Linked DNA regions of Homo sapiens: region 1 is linked to region 2. The links are chromatin loops, found by intact Hi-C in ENCODE. Cell type or tissue: tibial artery. All regions are shown on one strand. Each heading gives the region's core, and the rest is flanking DNA. Links, peaks and the distances in the headings are about the cores only. Region 1 overlaps ARGLU1 (arginine and glutamate rich 1). Region 2 has its middle 290 kb from the start of SNORD31B.

Region 1 (2,824 bases), core at 318-2,817, 460 kb before region 2:
ACAAAAATAATAAATAAATAAATGAATACATATTCTTAACATCAGCTAGGTCTTATGCCTTAATGTTCTGTCAGAGCCTTAACCTCCAAAAATATGCGGTTCCATATAATCAATTTTCTCCTAAAAGCTCTTCTTTGCTCTCACAATGAACTGCCCAAGTATTCTAAGAATCACTTATATAGATCCCAGTTCAGTGTAGATACTCTAATTTAGAAGGCCCTTAATCCGTCATCCAGTTGAACACGGAGGATATTCGAACCTAGATATCACAGGCTAGAGTAAGTTACTATGCCATTAACATTTTCCTGATTTGCTGCAAGTTATTTTCAGTTGTCTATTTTTTCAACAGTTAATATAACATGCATGCAGCATCTCAAAAGAGCATTTAAGAAAATGGTGCTACTGGTGTGGGGGAGGGGTGAGAAGAACCACACTGAATGGCTGGGACGCAAGGATGAGAGGAAGATCTTTTGAACTGAATTTTGAACCATGTGAACTGCCTATTCAAAATTGAGGGCAAAAGTCTTTAAAAATGTAAAGGCCTACCTTCTCAGCATTAAGATGACAACTCATAAGATCACTTCTGAAATTCATCAGGCTCGGTCTGGCTCCATGTAAGTTAGTTACATTAAATAACATTACTTATTGAGAGCTATTACATGCCAAGTATCACCTACTTTAAATACATCATCTCCAATTTTCACAACAAGCAAGACAGATTATCTCCATTTCACAGATTTAAAAACAAGGTTAGAGGGAGGTGATTTATTCAGCAACTCAGAATTATAAGTGGTAAACCAATAAGGTTTCCAATCTTACCAAAGAATTCCTAATTAGTTAAACCCAATGGTTGATTCTTATTTTACGGTCTCTTTCCATCTAACTAGATTTCTTGTAAGGGCACTTGACACTATGCATTTTTACCATATTTCTTTCTGCTTCCACCATAGGCTCTTCTCCCTCTTCCTAACTGCAAATACAGGCATGTCCTAAGGTTCTTTCAGTCCCTTGAATGAACCGCTCTCCTCTCTCCACACTCTCCCTGGGTCATTCCATATACTCTCAAGGTTTCACGACATTCAGCGAAGCCCCTCTCAGCTAGGCTTCAGTCTCACATGATCAAGTCTGGATAAACTCAGTACAGTATATCCAAAACTAGTGCTCACAGTGAAGGCACCATTCTCTTATCCCCTTTCCCTCTCCCTTATCCACTATTTAAAAAGTTTCTGACATTTTTACCAGTACCTGCCACATGGTTGTTACTGAAACATTTGGTAGATGAGTTGCAACAGCCACACTATAAACATGAGAACCAACATTCTTTTTCTGAAGTCCCACATTCCATTTAATATACCCTGAATGTTTCTTAAATCTGTCCCTCTTTTCCATTCCAACAACCATCCTCACTACTCCTGTGTAAACTTCTGTACCCACCTCTTAGTTTCCATCCTACACAACAATCAAAACAAAAAAGGCACCATGTCATTCACCTGCTTAAAATCCTTCCCGTTTCTAGGATGCAATCCAAGCTCTTTAATATGACATACAATAACCCTAACATGATTCCCAGCCTCTATTTACCTCTCCAGTCACTCCATGACTTAAATATTTATAGAACTTCGTGTTCTAAGTCAACAGTCACCTGATCATTCCACTTTTAAGACCATTTCCTCTATTTTGGCAGGAGTCGGGGGAGGAGGCTCTTTTCTGTGCTCCACATATGTCCTATACCTTGCCTGACATTGTCATATTCTTATATCCTCCACCCACACAGGATACTTCCTTTATACAGTTTATATTACTGTCACTAAATTTACTACACTGTATTATTGCCTATTTAATGATCTGTCTTTGAGCTAGATCAAGCTCTTGGAGAAGGGCCAATCATCTTTATATTAACAGTACCTAGCACAGTGCCTGGCACTTATTAAATGCTCAATAAACATCAGTTAAATGAATAAAATAACCAACAGGATATGTAGACTGCAAACTGTTTCCTTACACTGCCAAAGCTCCAACACTTAAGTCTTTCCATTGTTTCTTTTGCATTGTTTCCAAGACATTAGAATATATTAAATAAAATGCCTATTGTACGGCACCCAGGAATTTAGAGTACAGGTGGCTGCTAGTCCTGGTCCCTTCTCCCTCCTAAATACTATTGGCAGTTTGTGTCTTCTCTCAAACCAGAGAACCATATAGCTCCTCTATTTGCCGTATTTCATTCCTGAATTTCTTGTCTGCTATACATGCGAAACCTGCTAAATGCTTCTATTTATTCTTTGCATACCAAGTTTCTTTTCATTTTTCCTACATATCTTAGCTTTCTAGTGAAAGGCAAGTTATTACTCTTTGGAGGTCTCCTTTGTTTTCACATGTAGAAATTATCTCAGCAATGTCTTAGGTAACTTTTCATACATCCATCTGTTGATAGCTATTTGAGATCTTTACAGCTAAGGGCCTTGTTGCAGACCCAAAAGTTGTATTCTACAAAATCAAGGTTTAATTTGAAACGATTACTTGAACTTTGTTTTCATATGTATCACTGACAGTTCTAAGTACAGGAAAAATGAGTGTTGCATGTGTTTTAAAGGAGTGTTGGAAGCAAAACAGCTCCAGGTACAGCTTCCTCTGTAATATTAGTGCTCCAGTCCTACCTTTTAGTAACTTTGGTTTTAGAAACAAGCTGTGTGTGTGTGCTGGAAAATCTACCTAACACAAACCCAACTACAGAAAACTACAAACCACGCAGTCAATTCAGCACACATATACTCGCCTCGAGAAAATCATAAATTCAGTAACGTTCTTGCTTCATGAGCACTTTCTA
Region 2 (2,824 bases), core at 151-2,650:
CATAATGCTGCACATTTTCTCTCTCCTATCTCATATAATCCCCATAACAACCCTGTGTGGTAGGCATGATTGTTATCCTAATTTTATTAATAACTAATTAGTCTTAAAGAGACTAACTTATTATTTCCTCAAGGTCATGTACCTCATATTTAGCAGAATCAAGTCAAAAACACAGGTCTAATTATATTTCAAAATCCTTGTTTTTAAATGTTGCACCATACTGCTCTCTCAAATATCTGTGCTATTTTTTGTTTGTTGGTTTATTTTGAAGCATTCAGAAGTGATCTCTGTTCATCTTATTCTAACTCCTATGGGTAAATATGTTGTTTATCTTCCTGTTTTGCCAACTAGAAACTAGAGCACAAGGAATATGAGGAGGGGTTTTTGAAGTCAGCGTGTTGACACAGTGAATGCCAGAACCAGGAGTTAAATGCAAATTTAGGAACGTACATGATATGGCATCATGAAATAGCACAGACTACAGAAATAAAATAAAAACAAAATGACTCTAACTTCTTATATATTTGAATTTTCATAAACTTGGAAGACTATAATATTGATAGAAAAAAGTATTTATTTGATCAAATACAGTTTTTCTAAGCTCACAGAAGCAAGGACAATTCTCAAAAGAATTGAGAGAGCTTGCCTTTTTCTTTTCACTATTATTTTTGCGTGGGCATTCTTAGGAAATATTTACTTTGAGTACATTATAAAGCCACAATTTTTTATGATCTGTCATCTGTGATGACAAAATGAAATATTACTGCAAAATTTCTTTTTTCCCTAAAATGACAGCTAACAGCTGAGACAGCTCCCACGAAAAGGCAGATAACCCAGACTTTAAATGTCAGAAAAAGCAAAAAACTAACTTATGAAAATGCCTTACAAACTTAAGCAAAGGAAAGATTATTTTGTAACTGAATAATCATTAAGGTCATGTAAAGAAATGATATTAGACTAATTGCTCAAGGTCAATCCAGGGAACTAGATTTTTATGCTTGTGGCCACATATCCATACTCCGATCCTCTGAACTCTCCCACAGGGTCATAAAGAAAAGAGCCTTTCGCATGTTGTTGACAAATAATAATAAAAAAGTATCTAAAGAAGTAACCCAAATGAAAAAATAACAGAAAGATGATAAAATGATAAATGCTGGAGTTGAAGAAACTTCTGTCGTGTTGGGTGTAAAAGTCATTTATGGAAAAAGTTTCTAGTTATTTTCAAAGACTGGTGCAGTGTGTCATAATTTTCTCCCAGAAATGACAGAGTCAAAAAATGTACTTAGTAGCTAAATATAGTACTTTATCAGCATTTGCATTATTTCTGTTCCCAAAGGAAAAACTATTAAATTTCCCCAACTTAATACCCTTTGCCATCTATTGCTTCCAGAACATTCCAGACAAGTGCTGGTTGAACCAGTTGTGCTTGTTCCTTGGATTTCAGCCAAATGTCCAGTCACTAGTTGATGCTTTTGACATTCTAGGCTGGGACTGAGAGTCTCTGTTGACTTCTATTCTTGTGTGATTATTCAGACTGCTATGGGCTAAGGCCCGAAGCCATGGCAAGTTGCCCCTGCTGCTTCAGGAATGACACCTCACTCAGAGCTAGTTGTCTTATGAGTTCTCAGCCACCATTTTCAATACAGCTTAATAGATAACTCTACAGCTTTGCATACAGTTTGTAACCAAATTATCCTTAGATAAGATGTTTTGTACTTCCTGACTCTCATTTTAAAGTCTTGTCTGTCTATTTTGATTCTTATACACACAGTCCCATTATGCTGTATGCAATATCATGTTATCAATTTGACATGTGTTTTAAGAAGAGGTGGCAAAATTTTTCTTGAAAGCTGTTCTTGAGTCTTTTCTTAGAAATACTGAATTTAGATACTGACTAATAAATAAAAACCCTCAATGTCCTTTCTAAAGTAGTTTGGGACCTAGAACTGAAAGAAATGTTGTAAAAGTTGTTATAATGTAAAATTAGCGAGGTAACATTTGATTGAAACATCTTTCTAAAACAATCATCAAATCAAATTAAATATGGAATGTAAGAATTCAATTTCACAAAAGCTTAAGTTTTGGGCACATATACACCATGGAATACTATGCAGCCACAAAAAACGATGAGTTCATGTCCTTTGCAGGGACATGGATGAAGCTGGAAACCATCATCCTGAGCAAACTATCACAAGACAGAAAACCAAACACTGCATGTTCTCACTCATAGGTGGGAATTGAACAATGAGAACACTTGGACACAGGGCGGGGAATATCACACATAGGGGCCTGTCATGGGGTGGGGGGGCAGGGGGAGGGATACCATTAGGAGAAATACTTAACATAAATGACGAGTTAATGGGTGCAGCAAACCAACGTGGCACATGTATACCTATGTAACAAACCTGCACGTTGTGCACATGTACCCTAGAACTTAAAGTATAATAATAATTTTTTAAAAATTATCTTTCATAGTTAATTATCACTTCATAGCTAAAATGTCAGTCATGATGCTGATACATGAAATTCTTGCTACCTGAGTTTAGAAAACAATCACCTGAATAGCTATGGTCATTAAAAAGAAAAAGTGAGTCCTCACATGTAATTGATGCACACTGCTTATACACATTAGGTTAGTGATTACTATTGTTTTTCCTATTTGATTCATTTGGGAAATTTGACCAATGGTAGCAAATTTCTCCTTAGAAAGTTTCTCATTTGAAATTGACCTTATCTTTTTTCAAAGATAGTGGAGTTCCATGGGCTAATCAGCAGTTCAAGCCATTATCTCCCAATTCCAAAGTCAATCACTTGTGATTCTGCT

What was found. Hi-C counts contacts between places; a loop is a spot of excess contacts. Peaks named below come from ENCODE experiments on the same cell type or tissue, not always from the same donor. Only the 100,000 strongest peaks of a DNase experiment are listed, where the experiment ranks them.
Region 1: a loop joins it to region 2, with 20 times the contacts of the local background. A loop is called at or near these places in 4 of 110 quality-filtered maps.

Annotation. Positions count from the first base shown.
Region 1 is chr13:106,563,637-106,566,460 of GRCh38, forward strand. The region is part of intron 1 of ARGLU1 (arginine and glutamate rich 1); the gene reads right to left. Among named protein-coding and RNA genes, the nearest start is that of ARGLU1, 3.1 kb to the right of the region's middle. In tibial artery, for the core only: no CTCF peak of the experiment used is centred there; no DNase peak of the experiment used is centred there; H3K4me3 peaks cover 1,798 bases; H3K27ac peaks cover 760 bases.
Region 2 is chr13:107,024,693-107,027,516 of GRCh38, forward strand. No RefSeq gene overlaps it. Among named protein-coding and RNA genes, the nearest start is that of SNORD31B, 290 kb to the right of the region's middle. In tibial artery, for the core only: no CTCF peak of the experiment used is centred there; a DNase peak (open chromatin) is centred at 1,529; H3K27ac peaks cover 2,500 bases.